Regions from separate parts of the Homo sapiens genome. Here all the other regions are linked to region 1. A link is a loop called in an ENCODE intact Hi-C map of the cell type or tissue named here. Cell type or tissue: heart right ventricle. All regions are shown on one strand. Each heading gives the region's core, and the rest is flanking DNA. Links, peaks and the distances in the headings are about the cores only.

Region 1 (8,055 bases), core at 2,410-4,909:
AGGAAGCTTACAACTGAACAGGAAAGCGGAGAAATATTTGGATATCAGAAAATGTGGGTTCCAGTTCTGACCCTAACTGCAACTTTGAGAAGTCACTCTCCCAAAAGCCAAGTTTCAAAGGTTAGAAAATGGCTTTATCTTAAGTGCTGACCCTGATGAGTCTGGAGCAGTGTGCTGAAAATATGCCTCAAAGACACAAATGGCATTGCTATTTTCCTGCTAAATGAATTAGCAAAGTCTGCTATGGGAGGGGCTGGGAGAATGGCAATACCAGTGCCATATATTGTCATCCCCACACAAGTCCATTTCCAAGGTCCCTGTGAACTCTATGTTCCAATGATTCTTTCAATAACCCTATGCTATCTATATTGTAACCTCAAAAGACAGCAGGTGGAGGAAATAAGATAATTTATCCTATGTCCACAGGATACACACACTATTGGAAACAAGAAAGGAAAACTCCTGACTACTCTCTTTTATTTTCAGATAACATTTTGAAAAATTCTTGGGCTCAGCATCCTTGGTTCCTGGCCATCAGCCCTGGTAAAATCAGTCCCTTCTGGTCCATTACAAATTAAATAATCATAGCTCTATTCATCAGGAAAATATATGCAGAAAGGCTTCATACTCCATCAATTAGTATGAAGGCTTCGAGCCTTTCATTGACTAACTCTGAGCACTTCATGGTGACTATTTCGCTCGTACATCCACGGGAGTAGGCAGAGACTGCCTGCTATTGCCTGGCTCGGTGCTTCCGTGTAATGATTCTTCAAGTGCCTGCATTGGGAGTATACATCTGCCTGGCCACATTCCTGGCATATGCCTTGCCCAGGTCCTTTTAATCACACTATTCCAAGCAGCCACTACCAATGAAGTAGTACTGTGTCCGGAATTGGTGGGTTCTTGGTCTCACTGACTTCAAGAATGAAGCCACGGACCCTTGCGGTGACTGTTGCAGTTCTTAAAGGCGGCGTGTCCGGAGTTTGTTCCTTCTGATGTTCGGATGTGTTTGGAGTTTCTTCCTTCTGGTGGGGTTCGTAGTCTCGCTGGCTCAGGAGTGAAGCTGCGGACCTTCGCAGTGAGTGTTACAGCTCTTAAGGCTGTGCGTCTGGAGTTGTTCCTTCCTCCCGGTGGGTTAGTGGTCTCGCTGGCTTCAGGAGTGAAGCTGCAGACCTTGCGGTGAGTGTTACAGCTCATAAAGGCAGTGTGGACCCAAAGAGTGAGCAGCAGCAAGATTTATTGCAAAGAGCAAAAGAACAAAGCTTCTACAGCGTGGAAGGCGACCTGAGCCGGTTACCACTGCTGGCTAGGGCAGCCTGCTTTTATTCTCTTATCTGGCCCCACCCACATCCTGCTGTTTAGTAGAGCCCAGTGGTCTGTTTTGACAGGGCACTGATTGGTGCATTTACAATCCCTGAGCTAGACACAAAGGTTCTCCACCTCCTCACCAGATTAGCTAGATGCAGAGTGTGGAAACAAAGGTTCTCCAAGTCCCCATCAGAGTAGCTAGATACAGAGTGTGGATTGGTGCATTCACAAACCCTGAGCTAGACACAGGGTGCTGATTGGTGTGTTTACAAACCTTGAGCTAGATACAGAGTGCCGATTGGTTTATTTACACTCCCTTAGCTAGACGTAAAGGTTCTCTACGTCCCCACCAATCTCAGAAGCCCAGCTGGCTTCACCCAGTGGATCCCGCACCGGGGCTGCAGGTGGAGCTGTCTGCCAGTCCCGCGACTTGCGCCCGCACTCCTCAGCCCTTGGGTGGTCGATGGGAGTGGGCGCCTTGGAGCAGGGGGTGGCGCTCGTCAGGGAGGCTTGGGCCGCACAGGAGCCCACGGAGGGGCGGGGGGGAGGAGGCTCAGACATGGCCGGCTGCAGGTCCGGAGCCCTGCCCCGCGGGAAGGTGGCTAAGGCCTGGCGAGAAATTGAGCACAGCAGCTGCTGGCCCAGGTGCTAAGCCCCTCACTGCCCGGGCCGGCGGGGCCGGCCGGCCGCTCCGAGTGCGGGGTACGCCGAGCCCACGCCTACCCGGAATTCACGCTGGCCCGCAAGCACCGCGCCCAGCCCCGGTTCCCGCCCGCGCCTCTCCCTCCACATCTCCTCGCAAGCTGAGGGAGCCGGCTCCAGCCTTGGCCAGCCCAGAAAAGGGCTTCCACAGTGCAGCGGCGGGCCGAAGGGCTCCTCAAGTGCCGCCAAAGTGGGAGCCCAGGCAGAGGAGGCGCCGAGAGCGAGCAAGGGCTGTGAGGACTGCCAGCACTCTGTCACCTCTCAGTACTAGGTACTAAATCTGTTAATATTTGTAGAAGAGAGAGTGTTCATAGGACATTGTACCGAACAACTTGTTAAGCAGATATAACATGCCTGACCCACTGCGAGGCATAGGAAGAGGTCTCCAGAAACACAAGGTGGACTTTCTTCCTTTCTGTGCTGTCTGTGAAAATAAGCAGTTGGGCTGGACTGTGTCTATCAGTGAAATACAATATGAGGAACAGAAGTGTTCCGCTTGGGTTTCCGGTTATAGGAGCATGGTGATTTTTCAGGTGATACTCATTTAGATTACAACTTGATAGCGGCTTCTTCTGAAACCAGGTGAAGAATTCGTGGCTAATATTGCCACAATTTGTTGTTTACTGTTCCTATCTGCTTTGTAACACCTGCACTATGCTGTCCTTCTTGCATCTCAAACAACATCCTCTCCTTTATCTAGAGCCAGATTTGTTTGGCTGTTAATGTGATTTGCCTCTAAGAAACATTCTCTGAAAAGTCCAGAACAGCCTATGTTTAACCTTAGTAGCCTTTGATACGTCTTTTTGCAGCATGCTTATGTCAGGACATAAAAAGTCTGAATGTGAATTACGAATGGAGTTGTGTGCCATTTGTCGTTCACAACTGCTCTGTGGTCAATTTGTTTTCTTATTGACTTTTTTTTCTGTTCTCATCTGTTATTTTCCAGATATTTATTGGGTACCTAATACTGTGTATTATTACCTTGGAATAAGTGGAAAAAGAATATAACTATAGTGCATCTTGTCTCTTAAAGCAGAGTCAAAATTCCTCTAGTAAAAGTCAGTTTTGTTTAGGCTTACCTCGTCATCTACCTGAATGGACCTTAGTGATTTGTTTAATTCAATCCTCTCTTTATATAGTTGAGAAAACTAAGGCTCCTAGAGGAAAAAGTGACTGACTCAAGGGTACGCAGCTCCCATGGGTGTAACCTAATTCTGATTCCTACTCCAGGGTTTCTTACCTATATGCTGCACAGTGCCCAACACTGTGCAGAAAAGAGGAAGGAAGAGGTCATCAGGGCAAGTTAAGCAGGGTAGCTAAGAAATTAGTGAGTCATTTATTTGCTGTATTTTCTCCATTCAATATATACTTTTTAAAGACTCGTTACTATTTGTGAGGTGTGAAAAAAACAGTCTCTGCCATCTGCCAGTTCACTTCCTGGTAGGGGAGAGAAATCCACACACATTTAATTTGCATACAGTTTAGAATTTTGGTAAGTGCTACGATCACAATAAATAAAATGAAACGTGTTTGAAGGTCAGAGATTAATTGTGTTTGGTCCTATGAGCAAGTTTCTTACATTTTAGAACTTAGAGTACACGAGGGAAGAGGCATTCCATGAAAAGGGGCTAGCGGAGGAACATAAGTGTAAAAGGCCTCCAAATATAGTTTGCAGCATATACCAGCAGCAAAGACAGGAAAGTACCCCACTTAGGATCTGCTGGAGGTTAATCCTGATCTTACGCCACTTCCCATTTAAGGTTTCATTGGTTTTCACGTAAGTGTGCATGGATGCAGTGTTAGCTCTGGCCACATGATGGCGGTGCAGGGCCACAAAAGGGTCGCAAAGCCTCTGAACTAATTTTGAAGGTTGTGTTTGTAAAAAATGCCGGGAAGGAAGAAGGGTGCCCCAGACCAGGGGTCAGAGCGGCTTGGAGGGGCTTCTGGGAGAAGACAGCAGCCCTCAGATCTGGAGAGGCGGGTGCCATTATTCTGAACCTCTGGTCTGTTCAGAAACTCCGGAAATAATTTAGATGTTACATAACCTGTAGCCAGTGAAGAAAGCAGCCCTTTTGAATAGTACCCATTTAAAAAAATAAGAAGGCTTATAATACCCCACCTCCCAGTTTCCCTGAATGCTTTCCTTCTCTGTCAGGGTTGTGCCTGTGGTGCCTTGTTGCCACTTTGGTTGAGTAAAATGAGAGGTAGTTATCCAATGTGTTGGGAAAAGGAATAAATTGTTTCTTAATTACAGTACCCCTCAGACAGTATACGGAGAGGGAAAGGACACTAGTCCAAAACCCTTTGATCTGGGCTTGCCTTGCTCAGGCCACTTGCTTGGTTTTTCTCATCTCTTGAGTATATGGCGTGGGGGGTGGTTTTGTGTGTGTGTGTGTGTGTGTAATGGTGTGTGGTTGTGCGATTGCACCTATGTGTAGTGGAGGGAATAGAGATACATGTGGTGGTGCTGGCACAGGCCATAGCTAAGGGCATTTTTGGCTCTGTGTAGAGTCTGGGATAGAGAAAGAGGAAGAGAGTGAGAGAGAGAGAGAGAGAGAGACAGAGACAGAGAAAGAGGGAATGAATTCCCAGAAGATTCCTGGGGTTAAGGAAATGATTTGATTAAAATCTCTGGCAAAGAGTGAGTTTTGAAATCGATTATTTAACCCATGTTCTTCCCTGACTTCTCACTTTTCAGTCCACCCCTGCATGCTGTCTGTGCCTGTCTTGTTCTTTCTGTCTTGGCAGCCACTCCTGTCTCCTCTCTTTCAATCTCTATTACCCTCAGTTTCCATCCTCTTTTCTGTTGCTTTCAAATAAAAGCTTTGTGGGAGAGAAAGAGGGCCTAGGGTCAGACTATACAGTGCCCCCAAGAAAAGGAAGAAAAGAATGATGGAAGAATCCCTGCTGTCTGTGTGGCTGGGGGTGGTGGGGGAAGCAATGTTGGAAGAGAGGGATGATAAATAGATAAGCCCCCACGTTGAGGAGGCTGCTGTCCAGGAGAAATCCTGCTTCAGAAGAGGAGGAAACAAATAAAGACAAATGTCCAGGAGCTGGAAATGGGTGGAGTTGATGAGATGGGGTGTTTGTTTGCGTGTGGAAATTGTAGCTTCTCTCTCTTTTCATTCTACAAAGACAGAACTTCTCAATTTTTAAGTCACAATACATTTCCAGAAATCATTTATTTCTAAACATTACCAGTCAAATCCCCCATTCCTTTCTGCTTTTAGAATTTGAGTGAGATTGATTTGTGTTTTTAATTTTAAAGGGCAGAAAAACAGGCTGTTCAAGTGTTCCGCTGGCATGGGAATTCCGGGCATGGTCTTTGTCCTCCTCCCTTCATTCTTTCCCACTCCCTCTTTTCTGCCCCCTCATCCACACCAGGGAGGGTCCCCAGGATGCCAAGATAATAATTTTGATTTGGTTTTATTTTTATATTTATAATGCAACGTAAATTTTTTTCCAGAATTGATATTTGTAAAGACCATTTTCAAATATACACAAGTCAGAGAGGCAGCGTGGGTGGGATTTGAGAAAGAATGTGTTGTTTTTCTCTGTTATCATTATTATTTACTAACCTTTTATTCAAGCACTGTAATGGAAGATCGACAAAACAACTCTCATCCCATAATCAATTATAGCTGGAAGACAATAAATAGCTATTCAACGTTTCTTTCATGTTCTGGAAAAAATGGATATATTGACTGCCTTTAAAGTTGGGGCCCTTCCATAGACGCTGGGTGGGCTGTTGTAATTGGCTCTTCTAATCCCATAATCTTTATGAGCTTGGCATAGATGAACATAACAAAAATCATGATAAAAACAATAATTTACTTTGGTGTTAGCTGTTAGAGTTTGTAAAACAATGGCATAGGCATTATGAAATTGAATTATTTCAACTGCCCTGTGAGATAGTAATTATTTTCCCCATTTTGTCAATGAGGCAACTGTGATTCAGCCAGACTGAACTTGGGCCAGCATTCCCCTCACTACATCCAAGCAGCAGCAGCCTAACGCATCCTCTTTCTGCAGATGTACAGACCAAGTCTAAATGAGGTGGCACACATTCAACGAGGGTAAGGTAGGATGGGTACAAAATGCCCACAGATGCCCCAGGAAGCAGACCAAGAGCAGGGAAGTCATTTGGAAACAGACCTTCTTTCAAGTTCTGACTTCACTCTTACTAGATCAAAAGCTGTGGACATAAGACATGACTTTTTCAAACTTTAGTTTTTTCAACTATACAATGAGGATAAATGTGCCTGCCTTTTGAGAAGATTAAATGAGATGAAATTAAATGAAATGAAATGATGTAAAGTGTTTAGTATGGATTCCACACATGCTGGTTGTTATTATGCCACATACCGTCTACATGAACCATCCATTCCGAGACCTCTTATTTTATTTTTTTATTTTTTTATTTCTTTTTTGAGACGGAGTCTCACTTTGCCTTGTCACCCAGACTGGAGTGCAGTGGTGCAATCTCGGTTCACTGCACCCTCCACCTCCCCAGGTTCAAGCGATTCTCCTGCCTCGGCCTCCTGAGTAGCTGGGATTACAGGCACATGCCACCATGCCTGGCTAATTTTTGTATTTTCTAGTAGAGATGGGGTTTTGTCATGTTGGCCAGACTGGTCTCAAATTCCTGACCTCGGTGATCCACCCACCTTGGCCTTGCAAAGTGCTGAGATTACAGGCATGAGACACCATGCCCAGCCTCCTAGACCTTCTTTCAACCAATATCAGACACAAGGGAGAGAGAAACTGTATTATTTATCTATTGCTGCATAACAAATTATCTCAAAATGTAGCAACTTAAAACCATGATAAACTCTGCCACCTTTCATAGTTATGTGAATCAGAATTTAAGGAGAGGCTTATGGGTGATCATGGCTCAGCATCTCTCAGGAGGTGGTAGCCAAAATGTTGGCCTGGGCCATAGTCATCTAAGGGCTCACCTGTGGTTGGGGTATCTGTCTCCCAGGTGGCTCAACTGTCAGGTCCATGATGACTGCTGTGAATGGCCCCAGTTCCTGGTCATCTGGATTTCTCCATAGGGCTGTTTGCTGAATTCCTTCACAGTATGGTGGCTGGCTCCTTACAAAAAGAGCCATCCAAGAGAGCAAGATGGAACCTGCAGTGTTGTTTATGGCTTATCTTAAAAGTCAAACCACCATCTTCACAACATCTTACAGGTGACATTGGTCAGCTCTACCCAGTATGGAAGTAGTCTGCACAGGGGCACACTATCAATCAAGTAGAATAACAAAGGGCAATCTTGGAAGCTGGCTGCTGCAAAGCCTCCTCCTGCAAAGCCTGCAAATCCTGCTCCTACTCTAGACTCATAGTTTTTTACTAAGAATTTGTTTTGGGAATGCCTCAGTCTTTTTAGTTAAATGGTCATGATGGGGTAACATTGGCAACAGACCCTCAGAAATCAAGGTGTCCACTTCATAAAGCACTACATGGACACATCAGAAAAAGTGTGAGATGGGCAAGCGCTCCTAACTGAAGCATCAAGGACCAATGAGTCTACAGGACCCACTGTTCTCTCAACTTCCAATGCAGCCCTTCTTCTGCTACCTTACCCTGAGGACTTGGACATTCCAGCGTATCGCAGAACCGGAATTCAGCTCCCATTGCCCACAACAGTGCTTCCCTGCCTCAGGTGGGTCCTCAGAATCATTAAGCGTGCTTGTTGAGTTTAAAAATTCCAGGGTACCTCGTGGAGAGACTTACTCGGGAGGCTTGGGAGGAAGGCTGGGAATCTGTGTTTTGGACCATCATCTCAGATGATTCTTAATATCAAGCAAATTTGGGAAGGTACTGAAGAGCTAATGGGAGGCATATAGAGCTGAGTTCCTCTCTCAGTCACACCACGTGTGCATTGAAGTTGCTCATAGCCTTTGGCCTCACAGCCATTGCTAGTCTCGCTCATCTTCCCTGGCTGGCTCTTCTACGTCTTGCCTTGCATGTCTGTGTCTATGGATGCCTAATCCTACTCCCCTCCACTGCCAGCGCCAAATTGACATCCTGCAAAAACAC
Region 2 (3,958 bases), core at 42-2,541, 140 kb after region 1:
CAGACTCTAACAGAGTTTCTGACTCACACTAGGCACTAGAAAAATCTTATTTCTGAACTCTTTGCTGTTGCGTTTTCCCCCTTACCAGTCCCACAGTGCCTTGCAGAAAGTAGCCATTCAATGAAGTTACCTCCAATTTAATCCTATCCCTCTCCGCCCAGTCCCAGTTTAACTTCCTTTTCCACCTACAAAGACCCTGAGGGCCAGAAAGAGGGCAGCCTCTTCCCAAGGCCTCCTTGTCTTTTTCTGCTTGAGGAAATAGCTTGTGGTGTCTCCTTGGCTGTCTGTTTCTCCGCCTCTGGGGAATCTCCTCTCATGTAAATCCTGCAATTAGAGGCTCTCACCCCCACCACCAGAGCTACATCTGCCTCCCTAGATAGGCACCCACTTGATTAGGAAGAGATAATCACAGGGGCTGCTTCAGCCTACAGCTTGGTGAAGACAGGAAGAAATTCTGATTAAATTTGTGGTTTCAAGAGAAGGGCTCCCCCTCTCTCATCACATACCAGCTTCCTGTCTGCCTATACATTTGGACTCAAGGCGCAAAATTTTGATTCGTCATTTATTTTTTCAAAAACCATAGAAATTAGGCAATAAATAGGAATATACCTCTTTGGTAGATGAAGAATGTGAGCTGTGAGAGATGAAGCATTTGACTTAGGTCATAATGTTGATTGCCTAGCAGAGACTTTGGATTCGATCACTGATTAGTTTTATATCCTCCATAAGAGAAAGCAAGAGAAAGTAAGCAAAGCATTTTTTTCCCTTGAGATGATCTAATTTTGACTTCTGTATGGGTGTGTGTTTGTACTTATATATATTATTAATTCAAATTATATATTCAACTTAACTTTTAGAAACATTAGAAATATGTGCAGAATGTAAGAAATGCATAAAGTAGAGGAAAGCCTAAGGAAGAAGCCAAAGTCATTCATTATATCCAGAGATACTTCCTGGTTGATATATGACGTGTGTATGTGTCTATATAAAATGTCTACATAATCAGAATTATAATACACATGTGCACATATAGTTATTTTCTAACTACATTTTGTATTGTAAACATTTCCCCAGGTCATTAAATATTCTTCTAAAACACAATTTGGTTTGACTCCTTTAATGTTTTGATCTATATCCTGGATTGTCTCCTTTCTGTTCAATTCAAGGGAGAAAAAAGCAAATAAAAAAATAATGGATTAAGAGGAAGAAGCTCTGTGTTCTAGCCCTAGTTCTGCCACTTTCTCCCTTGAGTCTCTGTTTGTCCATCTGTGAAATGGGATAATAGTTATCCTTTTACCAGTCACACAATCTTATTTGCAGACTCAGGTAAAATCACAGCGATGGGTTTGCCCAGGAACGTGGGATTGCCTGGTGCTGTCTTTATTATGTTGCTGAGGATTCTTATTGCTTTTTTCATCAGCCCAAACACAAGAGCCTCCCAGGAGGTGGGTTTTTTCCTTTTTCTTGGCAGTGCTCACATGGGCAACACAGTTCATCGGAAGCACCTCTGCTCCAATCACCCTTCTGCATTGTCTGTCTTGATGAAAAATGACCTGTTATTATTTCTTACCTTTGGGTTTGGGAGGCCCCAAAGAAATCAGTAGCCACATAAAATCGCTGCTATTATTGTAACAGTATTTTCATTGATGGATTTAAGTGTGAGGTGTTTGCTATCGATTGTTAGCATCTGTCCTGGAGAGGCTGTGCTGCGGGGAGGCAGTGATAATGGTGGGAACGGGCACCTCCAGGAGCTGTGGCATGCTGAGTGGTTTTCCTGAAGCTGGGAAAAGTGTGTTTGCACTCCAGGGCGTCTTGCTTTGTAGGAGAAATGTACACCTACAAATGTGATTTCAAACATGTAACCCTTTAGAACAGATACTGCCTTCTTCCTGAATTTCTTTCTAATTTGAGAGATTTGACATTTTCATCCCCAATTTGATATTCGGCAGGCTCCTAATTCTTTATGTTTTAATATTTTTGGTCCTTTATAGGAATCAGCACTTAAAGGCAAAAAGTGAACAAATAATGAAGCTTCCGTTATGTCTTAAATGAGTCCTGTAATGTAATAAAATGCATTTTAATGTTTCCCCTTCCTTCCTTTCTTCCTGTCTTTTGTATTTTCTCTCTAGCTTCCATGTTTGAATTGTTTCTTCCCACTCTTTCTGCTTTCAGAAAATAAAAACAAAAACTTAGTGTCTACTGCATTGAAAACAAGGTGTTAAGCATTGTGAGAAATCAAATCTTGATGATGACATAATCTTTGCCTTCAGAGAAACCCACTAATGTACAATTTATGGACACAATTTATGAGAACAATATATGTTCTCATAAATTAAACAGCAGAACAAATTGGAAAGATGTCAGGGAAAGTAGTGAGTAACAGAGTGACAGAATCTTGATATGTTACAACTTAGAGAGACCCTAGAATATCATGAGATGACTCCATCATCACCTTTATGGAGAAACTCGAGCCCAGGGAAGTAAAGAGTTTAGTCCAAGGTCTCCTTATGACCTAACCTGTGCTTTTGATTTATATTCCTGATGGTTTTGCACCTGAAAGGCAGATTTAAACCTTGCTACTTACTGGCTATGAATGTACCTAACCTCTCTGAAGCTCAGTTTTTTAATCCAGAAAACAAGCCTTTGCAGGATGCTTGTGACAGTGGAATCATGTATGCAGTTCACCTGGCCTGGTAGTGTTTGGTACACACCATTTCATGCTACCCCTAAGCTGCATTCTCCTTTGGAGAGCCACAGGCACTAGCGTAAATCATATGCTTTCCATAAGCAAGCATACGCCCTCCCTCCTGTGAACCCAGACGGATGGAGATACACTTTGGGGATGTTGTCTGGGTATTTGTCTCAAATGCTAATGATAGCTCCCTTTGGCAGAAAAACAAACTCAGGCCAGTGGGGTTCTTAGAGTATTAGTCCTAGGAGCCAAAGAATCGATCCATCAACAGGACCTGCTGAGCAGGCACCTCATACGCAGAGCAGCTCAGGCACAGATGTCCGAAGCACTGCCCTCTCACAGGGAGCCCTGGAACCATAACTTCCAGAACTCCCTTCTCCAATCTAGAACTCGCCGCAGAGATTTCCAATACTCACCTCCTCCCCACTTCTAGTTCCCACCAGGTATAAATTTTAAAATCCTATACCTCAGAAAGAAAAAAAAAAAGCCAAATATTACACAAAACTGTGGAAGAAATCTAACTTTCTAGAACCCTGGAAAATGCTTTATTTTTACTTGTAAGAACTTTCTGTGCAAAGAGCTAACCACCCTGCCTATTCAGTTAAGGCTAATCACCTGCTTGTTAAATTATCTTAGGACAATGAGAGGAACATGTGGCAAGTCTCTCTGTGAAAAAACAAAAACAAAAAAAATTCCACTGATGAGTGGGTGAGGTTGTGCAACAGAAGCTGAGTCAGTGACACAGATCAAGATGCAGGAACCAGGAATTCAAGATGCAGGGAACCAGTCTATTCAAGAATAGACTGAGACACAGATGACAGCAGAGAGAACGAAGTCTAAAACTGAAACTGAAAGAGGAAAGAGGTGATGAGAAAGATGTTGAGACGAGGGTGTGGGGGAAAAGATACAAGTGGCACAGAAAGACGGTGAGAAAACACAGCCAGAGTATTAGATCACATAAGAGGAAAACATAATGAGAGGCGGAAGAACTAGCACAGACAACCAACACAGAGCCTGCAACCAGGGAAACCTGTGTTTCTTGCAGTTAGCAGCCAGCAGCCTGCAGTCAGCAGCAGGGGGCATCAGAACTCCACGGATAGTAAAAGATGCCAGGGAGCCAGTATAAGGAGAGAGGAAGTGAGAAAGAAATAAAGAGAGAAAGAAAAGGGATAAGAAACCTTCCTCTTAACTTTGAGATTAGAAGGAAGAGAGAGCCGCGCTATTCCTCGGGGTCCTGCATTTAGTGGTAAGCCAATTCCCCCAGAC
Region 3 (3,958 bases), core at 42-2,541, 130 kb after region 1:
CTATCCCTCTCTCCCTCCCTTCCTTTTCTTCCTTTCCTTTCCTTCTTTCCTTCCTTCCTTCCTTTCTTCCTTCCTTCCTCCTTCCCTTCCTTCCTTCTTTTCTTTCTCTCTTTCTTTCTTTCTCTCTCTTTCTTCTTTCTCTTTCTTTCTTTCTTTCTCTTTTTCTCCTTGTTTCCTTTCTCTCTTTCTTTCTTTCTCTCTTTCTCTTTCTTTCTTTCTCTCTTTCTTCCTCTCTTCCTTTCTTTCCCTCCCTCCATCCCTCTCTCCTTTCCCTTTCCTTTCCTTTCCTTCCTTTTTTTTCCATTCCTTCCTTCCTCCCTCCCTTCTCCCCTCCCTTCTCCCCTCTCTTTCTTCCTTTCTAGCAGCATTGTTTTCTCTCTCTTCTTATCTTTTTCTCTTCCTTCCTCACACTCCTCAAACTTCCCCTCCCCTCCTTTCCCTTCTTCTCTCCCTATTTTCTTTATCTCCTTCCTTCTGGCCACTCATCCTCTTTCTACTTATTTCTCTTCTAATCTCATTTTCTTCTTCTTCCTTTTTAGAGACAGGGTCTCTCTCTTCATCACCCAGGCTGGAGTGCAGTGGCATAAGAATAGCTCACTGTAACTTCAAACTCCTGGACTCAAGCCATCCTCCCACTTTAGCCTCCCAAGTAGGTAGGACCACAAGCACACATCACCACACCTGGTTAATTAAAGAAAAACTTTGGTAGTGATAGGGTCTTCCTGTGTTGTCCAGGCTGGTCTTGAAGTCCTGGCCTCAGATAATTCTCCTGCCTTGGCCTTGCAAACCTTGGCCACTACACTTGGCCTCTTTTCAAAGTACATGTCTCTGTTTCCTCTCGCCTGTCCTTCTCTTCCTCTTCTTCCTGTTTTTACTGTTTGTTCCTTTCTTTCTCTTTGCTTCTTTTCGTACATTTTCTTGTTCTTTTCCTCCCCTTATCCAAGCTTGGCAGCAAATAGCCTGAGGTTTGTCCAGTCAGAGGAGTGAGGCCCTTACTGCATCATCATCTGCAAAATACCTTCATGATTTGACCCTCATATTAGCTTTCTGATAAAAATATTTTTTCCCAAACAAGGAAATTAATACTCAGGAAAGCTAAGTGACAGGCCAAGCTCACACAACTACTAAGTAGAAGACCTGAGGTTGCATCTCAAATCTACCTGAAGTCGTTTCCCAAACAGAATTTGGAATTGTGGTATATGTGGCAAGAAAACCAACCTTGGCTCATTGACAATATTACAGGGTCAGATGTTCCCTTCCATTACAAAGAAAAATGTAGCAGTAAGCTTGTCAGTCCTTCTCTCCTGTCCCTAGGGCCTGACTTACTTAACAAATATTAAGTGACCAACATATGCAACCATGACCATGACATTTAGTGATGCTGAGGACACAGAACTAAGTGACTTTCTGTATGAAACTTGCATTCTCACAGGGGTGATAGTTAATAAGCAAGTAATGAAATAAATATAAAAATGTAATAGGTTATGGTGTAGGTGTCCATGGATGTGGAAATGTGTTATGTAGGTGATGAGACTGTTGATAGAGGACATTGAAAATTGTTGGGATTTTTGTCCTCATGTTTTTTTTTCTGTATTATTGCCATTTTCAAAAATATGTATACTGAAATCACAGCTTTTATATACACTAATAACAACTAGTTTAAAATATGCAATGGAAAAACCTATTCTTTGTAGAATAGTACCATGAAAAGTAGTTCCACTGGGTGCTCATAAAATCTTCATGAAGGCCTCTTCTACTATAATTTGGGCTTGAGCCTGCCTTTTGCCTGACTCCCTTTGTATGGGGTGCACCATTGCCAACAACATCTAAAATGTTCATTTCAAATGCTCCTTGAGCTAATTATGGTTACCCAGGGGCTTGAGGGCAATGGGTTCTAGCTGCCATCACACTCTGCCTCATTATGGAGGATTTCAGCCCACCCTTGTTCTCCCAAAGTGAGATTTCCTTCCTTCCTCTTCCATTCAGCCCAGTCCTCTCTGTCTGCCTGTGGCTGGGCTGTGCCACAAGCTCAGTTCCCTGTGTCATGGGTAATAGTCACCCAGGGAAACTTGCCATCTGGCAAAAATGCCACCTTTTAGTCACAAGAGCTTTCCTATGCCCAGTACTTCTGTTGACTGTTGGGAGAGGATAATTTTCTATGTTTCTTTATTGGAATAGAAAATAGCCTGAAGACAGTGAAGGAAGATCATGATGCTCCCTCTGTGACTTAGTCACACTTTACCCCATATGTAGAATGCTTCCACATGCAAATCTCTCCCCTCCTTCAAAGCCCACTCCAAATGGTACCTCCTCCATGGAGCCTTCTTGAGTAACATAATGCTCTACCCATCTTCTGAAGTTTCATAGAAAATCTCTTCGAGCCAAAGTGGCCTGGATACATAACCTGCTTCAACACACACCAGCTGTACAGCTTAAGCCTTCAGTGTTTGCTGCAGTGATATCACCTGTACCACAGCTTCTTCTGCAGTGTGACCTTTTCACTTCCCCATGATGAACTGGAGTCTAATTTCTAAGTTAATCCATGCTTGCCTTATAAGTACCTTAACCAAATAGACTGTAATGGAAGTGGGATTGCATGACTTCAGATACTGTTAGAAGAACCCAGCTGCCACCAGAAAGCTAAGGCACATAGAGAGGCCTCTACGTAGGTAGGTGGCTCTTACAGGCAGTCTCAGCTGAGCCCAGACATCAACTCACCTCAGGTTCCAGACCTGTACATAAAGAAATCTCTTTTTGATTTCAGCCTCTGGACATTTGAGACCTTCCCACTGCCCCAGGTATCTTTGAGCATAAACAAGCTACTTCTGTGATACCTTATTCTAATTCCTGGCCCACAGACTCCATGAACACGATCAAATGGTTTTATACCACTACGATTGGGTGGTCTTTTATGCAGCAATACAAAAAATCTAGAGCAGTGTTTCAGTTCTTAAATGAACAAAATGGTATGATACTGTCAACCCTAGTGTGTAGTTGAAAATTAAATGAAATAATATATGAAGCACCTGGCAGTGCTTGACATTTAGAAAGCATTTAATGAATATTTTTTTTCATTTCCTTCCAACTACAGTAGCTACCTGTCCACACATCTTACGTTTTACTAAAATTTTTGCTCTCCTGTGGCAGGAGTTGAATCATATTTAAGTTGTAAGCCCTGTGTTACCATTGTGTATATATTATATGCTCATAAAATATTTACTGAGTAAAAAGATGAATAAATAACTATAATGGGCACTGGATTGGGAGCCAGAAACTTTAGTTACTAGCTGTGCATTCTTGGTAAGTTTTTTTCTGTTTAATAATTATTTTTTCTTATGTTAAAATTGAAAAGGTTTAGGCTGAAAGGGGAGATATGGTGGCAGATTGAAGAAGACCTAGCAACTGTTTTTAAATTCTTAAAGAATTGTTATGGGGAAGAAGAATGGATTTCTCTGTTTGACTCTCAAGTAGTACAGTCAGGAACCTGTGTGGAATACACAGGCACAAGACAAATAATTATCTAGAGTCAGATTGTTCAAAGATGGAAGAAATGCTTTGTGAGCTAGTGAATGCCCTGCCCCTAGAGGTGTTTCTCTGGGAAACTTGAGTGTAACCCTCCTACTCTGCTGTAGAGGATATGCAAGCATTGGAGGAGGCAAATTCCATCCCCTATGTTCCTAATTCTACCACTGGACGCCTTCTTTCAGCTCCAAAAATCTTCAAATTTGCAACAGATCTTCTGACTCTAGTCTTTCCTGTCATTGCTACGTCAGTGGGTCTGGAGTGGAATGGATAGGAAGCTGGCAAGTACAGCAACCTGGGAATAGCCCAGCTTGTTTATTTCAGTGATGCAGGGGAGGGCAAAAGAAGTGAGGCATTGTGGGGAGGAGTATTGATCAGGAACTAAAATTTAAGTGCACTTCCAAAGATGATTAGAGAGCCACTATTAATGCTCTGT

The links. A loop is a pair of places that touch in the nucleus more often than their neighbours do. Peaks named below come from ENCODE experiments on the same cell type or tissue, not always from the same donor. Only the 100,000 strongest peaks of a DNase experiment are listed, where the experiment ranks them.
Region 2: it touches region 1 in a loop (10-fold over the local background); 50 of 110 quality-filtered maps call a loop at or near these places.
Region 3: it touches region 1 in a loop (2.7-fold over the local background); 50 of 110 quality-filtered maps call a loop at or near these places.

Annotation. Positions count from the first base shown.
Region 1 is chr9:117,641,018-117,649,072 of GRCh38, forward strand. LOC101928797 (a long non-coding RNA gene) reads left to right here and starts at 7,589. Exons shown (of 6, transcript NR_109806.1): 1 at 7,589-7,678. In heart right ventricle, for the core only: a CTCF peak has its summit at 3,821 (motif pointing right); a DNase peak (open chromatin) is centred at 3,844; H3K4me3 peaks cover 942 bases; H3K27ac peaks cover 1,231 bases; H3K27me3 peaks cover 333 bases.
Region 2 is chr9:117,779,590-117,783,547 of GRCh38, forward strand. The region is part of intron 2 of LOC105376244 (a long non-coding RNA gene); the gene reads left to right. Among named protein-coding and RNA genes, the nearest start is that of TLR4, 77 kb to the left of the region's middle. In heart right ventricle, for the core only: no CTCF peak of the experiment used is centred there; no DNase peak of the experiment used is centred there; H3K27ac peaks cover 445 bases.
Region 3 is chr9:117,773,711-117,777,668 of GRCh38, forward strand. The region is part of intron 2 of LOC105376244 (a long non-coding RNA gene); the gene reads left to right. Among named protein-coding and RNA genes, the nearest start is that of TLR4, 71 kb to the left of the region's middle. In heart right ventricle, for the core only: no CTCF peak of the experiment used is centred there; no DNase peak of the experiment used is centred there.